2 separate regions of the Homo sapiens genome follow, and region 2 is linked to region 1. Evidence: chromatin loops called from intact Hi-C (ENCODE). Cell type or tissue: endothelial cell of umbilical vein. All regions are shown on one strand. Each heading gives the region's core, and the rest is flanking DNA. Links, peaks and the distances in the headings are about the cores only. Region 1 overlaps BTBD9 (BTB domain containing 9). Region 2 has its middle 31 kb from the start of GLO1.

Region 1 (2,821 bases), core at 55-2,554:
GTGGATATTGAGTACTCTGGGGGGTGCTCTTAAAATTTTGAGCTATTCCTCAACATGGTGCTGTTAATTTGGCAGCCATATAATATTGCTGAAAAATGAGAAAACTTTAGAACATGAGCGAAAATGGATAGAAGTAGAATTCAAAGTGTGCATGTGACTGGTGGCTGGAATTGCAAGTGGGATCTTGGTCTAAAACCTGGGAGTTGAGAGAGAAGAAAGCAGGGCTAAAAGCAACGTTCTCAAGGTTATGCCCGTTGAGAGAGGGAACAAGAGCGTAGGTGGGAGAGGTATTTACTTCAGGGGCTGGTCAGAGTTTAGAGGAGGATTAGGAGCGTTGTTTACTGGAGACAAGGCCAGACAGGGTGTTGAGATGGGTGTAAATTGACAATTTAGAGTCTGGCATAGGAGAGATGAACTTGGTTAATACAAAACGGTTTCTTTCTTTATTTCCTTTTTTAAAAAATTATCAAAATGGAAATATCTCTCATTATAAAGTTATAATGTATATATTTTAAATATTGATAAAACTTGCCATCTGGAAATGTTGTACTCAATTTCTACCAATTGCATGTAAAAATGCCCCTTTCTGTGAACCTTCACCAATGCAGACACTGTCACCGTTTTGCCAATGTAATACATAATTTGTTTAAAACAAAAATCCTATTTTACTTTGAATTTCTTTATTGGTGAGTTAAAGTATCTTTTAATACTGGCCATTTGTTAATTTCTTATTTATGAAAAGCCTGTTTTTGTCTTCTGCATATTTTTCTTCTGAGATAGTTTTCTTTTTGTCTTGTGAGAACTTTGTATCAATACATATATATATATGACATTATCCTTTTGCCTGTCATATATGAAATTTGTTAACGCATTTTTAGTGTTTTATTGGTACTTTTTGCCATATAGAATTTTACTTTTTAAAAAATGTATTCAAATCTGTCAGTCTTTTAAATGATTTCTGGCTTGGTATTATGATTAGAAGATTATTCCTCACTCTAATATTAAAGTATGTTAAACTTTTATGTATATATATATATTTTTTCCACTACTTGTTTTTTTTTTTTAAGCCTTATATCTTAAGTATTTAATACAGTCAGGATATTTTGCATAGATCTTTTCAGGTAGGGATAGTCAGTTGATTAAAGTCATTTATTTGATAATCATTTCTTGCTATCCTAATGTGATCAGCCATATTTATGATGAGCTGGATTCTAGCATATACCCTACTCAGTTCCACTGATTTCTTTGATTCTTGCTGAAAGTATTTTAATTATTGTAGTTCACTTCCCTCCTTTTTCTTCTTTTCTTAGAATGAGAAATTGTGTGTGCCATATGTGTCATAGAAAAAAGAAAGGGTATCATAGAGCATCTGCTAGGCTGTCTTCTGGTTGTTGTAGTCACATTAGAGGCCGTAAGTGATGATAAACATCTCACTAGAATGGTTCTACTTTCACTTACAACAGGAAATTTAGGCATGCTTCACCAGCTAAGGAAATAGATTTTATGTATTCATTCGTCACTCACCCATTCAACAAATAAGCGCCTACTTTATGCTATTGTTGTACTTGATATTGAGGCCACAACACTGAAGAAGATTGCCAAGGTTTCTGTGCTTTTGGAATTTGGGAGAAACAGATTAAAACAAACAAATAATAAGCACATCACATAATTATAAGTGTTGCAAAGATGGTACTGTGATAGTAACAGAAGTCAGGGGAGAAGGATTATTTTAAATAGGATGGTTAGAAAAGGCCAGAGATGGGGGGTAGGTGTTTTAAGCTGAGATGAAGGGGGTGATATTTTCTGGTCATTGTTTTATTTGTTTTTGGTTTTGTGTGTGTGTGTGTGTGTGTGATTGTTTCTTTGTTTTTTAGATGGGCTTGCTCTGTCACCCAGGCTGGAGTGCAGTAGTGCAATCTTGGCTCACTGCAACCTCTGCCTGCTGGGCTCAAATGATTCTTCTACCTCACCCTCCTGAGTAGCTGGGACTACAGGCATGTGTCACCACACTCAGCTAGTTTTTTCTATTTTTAGTAGAGATGGGGCCTTGCCATGTTGCCCAGGCTGGTCTTCAACTCCTGGACTCAAGCGATCTGACTGCTTCAGCCTCACAAAGTGCTGGGATTACAGGTGTGAGACACCATGCCTGGCCCATTGTTTTAGATATTTACACAACATCTAAATATTTTCTTTGGTGTACATTGAATGTTATTTGGCAGTAGCTGGTCTACTGTGGGAGACCTCATTAGAGGAATACTCTAACTTTACTGTGTTTTGGTATATGGCATTTTAATCTCATTTATTGCTACTATACATTCTAGGCCCCCCTCATTCCTGGTGTCAATAGATACAGCATAATTTTTTTTCACCTATTCTCATTAGATTATAGTACTTACATAGTGCTATAGATCTACATAAAATAAATGAGAAAATAAGCATTGCTATTTATGGAAGCATTCTTTCCCTGCTATATTAACACTTGTATAACATATGTCTTCTTTCATTTCTCTTTTGTTCCCTACACCTCTGCCCATAACTGGGCATTGATGTATCTATTTACTTTTAAAGGTAGACACTCTTACATTATTCAGTGTTCACTAGATTGCTTTAGAATCCTAGCTAGAATAATACTGAGCCTTTACTTTCTTCTTATGACTGAAGAGCTTCACAATTCAAGAAATGCCTTATTCAGATGTAAAAGAAACAGGATTAGTTTCATTTTTTAAAAAGTTATCTTTTTAGTTCATACTTAGTTTGAGTTGTCCATCTACCTACAACCTTGATATTACAATTGAACTAGCAAGAGCAACCCTCATAGAGG
Region 2 (2,821 bases), core at 277-2,776, 100 kb before region 1:
TCATTTTATTCCTCATGTGTCTTTGATAAGGAGTGAAAAACCTTTCCCTAAGCTCCTCAGCAAAATTCCCGTCATATCTCAACCAGTACTGGGTCACTTACCTGTCTAATCACTGGCCAAGGGGGTGGGAACACTCTGACTTAGATGGATCGTATTTACCCAAGCTGGCTGCATGAGGGTGGACAGTGAATCAGAATTGAGACTGCCAGAATGGAGGAGCAAATAGGGGCTTCTGGGTAGGTGTAAACAGAAACCGCACCCAGAGTCAAATTAGATATTGAGAATTAGATATTAGGTGCAGAGTACTGTAAGAAATGAAACATTTCTTGCCCTCAGAGCTTAGGTCTGAGATTGTGGTTCTCAATCATATTAGACTTAGCTGACCCTGTTTATAATAACATTGTAACATAATATCTATCACATCCACTATCCTGAAATGACATTCACATGATATAACCTACTTATTGGCACGACATGAAGAAACATCAGTCAATACCTTTATGGTAATATGAAGGAGAAATATAATCAGGTTGCAATAAAATTGTGCATTTTAGTATGTCAGTGCCCACATAGACTAGAAGACAATGGAGTAGTCAGGTGCTTGCCCTTACATATGGAAGAAGAAAACATCAGAGTATTGTTGACACTCTTTGATATTTTAAATAAAGACTGAATTTATGATTCATGAAGAGCTATAATTTTACAAATTTAAATACATATTCATAACAGGTGCATTTTACTGATGACTCAAAAACATGATGTTATGTTGGAAATATTTCCCAAAATGGTGATCAATTCTTGCTAAAGTTTCGAATAAAAGAGTAACTTTTTTGTTTATAGAATAGTTTTTTCCCTAGCAAATATTAAAATTATAAATGCAAATAAGTAAGATACAAGTTGTAAGTTCAGATAATAAAAAGCAGGCTTTAATTCTTTTTTAAAATTTAGAATAGTTTTAGATTTGCAGAAATGTTGCAAAGATAGTGCAGAATTCACATACACCACATACCTAGTTTCCCCTATTTTAAAAATCTTACATTAGTGTGGGACATTTATCACAATTAATGAAACTATATTGATATTATTAACTGAAGTCCATACTTATTCCAATTTCCTTCATTTTTACCTGCTGTTTCCTTACAGGTGACATTCAGGAAACCACATTCCATTTAGTCACCATGTATCCTTAGGCTACTCCAGACTGTGACAGTTTTTCAGACTTTCCTTGTTTTTGATGACTTTGACAGCTTTGAGGAGTACTCACTAGGTATTTTGCAAAACGTTTTTCAATTGGGATCTTCTGATTTTTTTTGTCATGATAAAACTGGGATTATTGTTTTTTGGAGGAATACCACAGAGACAAAGTGCTCTTGTCACATCAAGGGGACATACTATCAACATGACATGTCCCTGATCTTACTATGTTAACCTTAATCACCTGGCAGTGGTAGTGATGAGGAAGAAACTCATTATGTAAAGCCCACACTGGCTGGGGGGAGTTATGCTCCATCTCCTTGAGGGGAAAAGTAGGCTTTTTACCTATATGAATACTCAGTGGGACTTTCCAAAGTTATACAGGTCATTACAGGATGTCTAACATCCCTGCTCACCATCCACTAAATACCAATAGTGAAACCCAACCAAAAATGTCCCACAAGTCTCCGAAGTAACCCCTAGGGGTCAGTACTGCTCTGTTGAGAACCACTGGTCTAAGATTTCCAATTCAAGTTTCCTTAGAGTGTGAATTTAAAGCATTTATAAAGAAATCTGAGTACAGAATTCCTAATTTTATGCTTTCCTCCTTATTTACAGATGCTTTTTTCCTGCCTCTAATTCAGGAATTTATTTTAGGTATTTGCCTTTGAGTGTTCTTCTTTTATATAACTTTGTTTTACAAAAACTCATATTTTACATAAACTCATTTTCTTTTTACATGAACTCATATTTTATTGCCTTATATAATATTTAATTAAATTATATATTTAAAATTACAAGGATGATTGGATTGAGCACATTGGCAGTAGACACAATCGACTTGACAAGTAACTCATCTGAGGAAGTAGAAATGCACAGAGTGGCCAACTGGTTATAGTTACTCAGCCTGACAGGGCATCAGTTCTTTATTGAGGAAATGGTGAGTGCGGTTAATCCAATAACAGGTTAAGTGGAAATTGGTTAAGAGAATTTCTACTGTAAATGCATCGATTTGAGTCCTATCAATATTAGCAAAGGCTGAGTGCGGTGGCTCATGCCTGTAATCACAACAGTTTGGGAGGCCAAGGCGGGTGGGTTGCTTGAGCTCAAAAGTTCAAGACCAGCCTGGGAAACATAGGGAGGTCCCCATCTCTAGAAAACATAATACAATTAGCCGAGTGTGGTGGTGTGCATCTGTGGTCTGAGCTACTTGGGAGCTGAGGTGGGAGGATTGCTTGAGCCCAGGAGGTCAAGGCTGCAGTGAGCTATGATTGCCACTGCACTACCGTCTGGGTGACAGAGGGAGACTCTGTCTCTAAAAATATATATATAAGAAAATATTACAGAAGATTGTTTAATGCCAGTACCTAGGATTGCTCTAGTTGTAATGAAATAGGCACTTTTATAGACTTCATCCAAACCACTTCAATTTTACAGTAAGTTTCACGAGTTATTTTATAAAGACTTAAAATGTTCACATCTTATCTGGAAATAATGTGATATTCTGGGAATTCTGTATCCTAGAAAATATTGTATCCTTGAAAATTTATTGCTTGTATCACTTTTCATAATAGCAAAAAATAAACAAATGTCCAAAACTTGGGAAATCATTAACTTTTATAGTACC

The links. Hi-C counts contacts between places; a loop is a spot of excess contacts. Peaks named below come from ENCODE experiments on the same cell type or tissue, not always from the same donor. Only the 100,000 strongest peaks of a DNase experiment are listed, where the experiment ranks them.
Region 2: a loop joins it to region 1, with 4 times the contacts of the local background. A loop is called at or near these places in 8 of 110 quality-filtered maps.

The regions. Positions count from the first base shown.
Region 1 is chr6:38,571,008-38,573,828 of GRCh38, reverse strand. The region is part of intron 6 of BTBD9 (BTB domain containing 9); the gene reads left to right. Among named protein-coding and RNA genes, the nearest start is that of BTBD9, 68 kb to the left of the region's middle. In endothelial cell of umbilical vein, for the core only: no CTCF peak of the experiment used is centred there; a DNase peak (open chromatin) is centred at 1,468; H3K27ac peaks cover 1,393 bases.
Region 2 is chr6:38,670,909-38,673,729 of GRCh38, reverse strand. No RefSeq gene overlaps it. Among named protein-coding and RNA genes, the nearest start is that of GLO1, 31 kb to the left of the region's middle. In endothelial cell of umbilical vein, for the core only: a CTCF peak has its summit at 1,675 (motif pointing right); a DNase peak (open chromatin) is centred at 1,699; H3K27ac peaks cover 166 bases.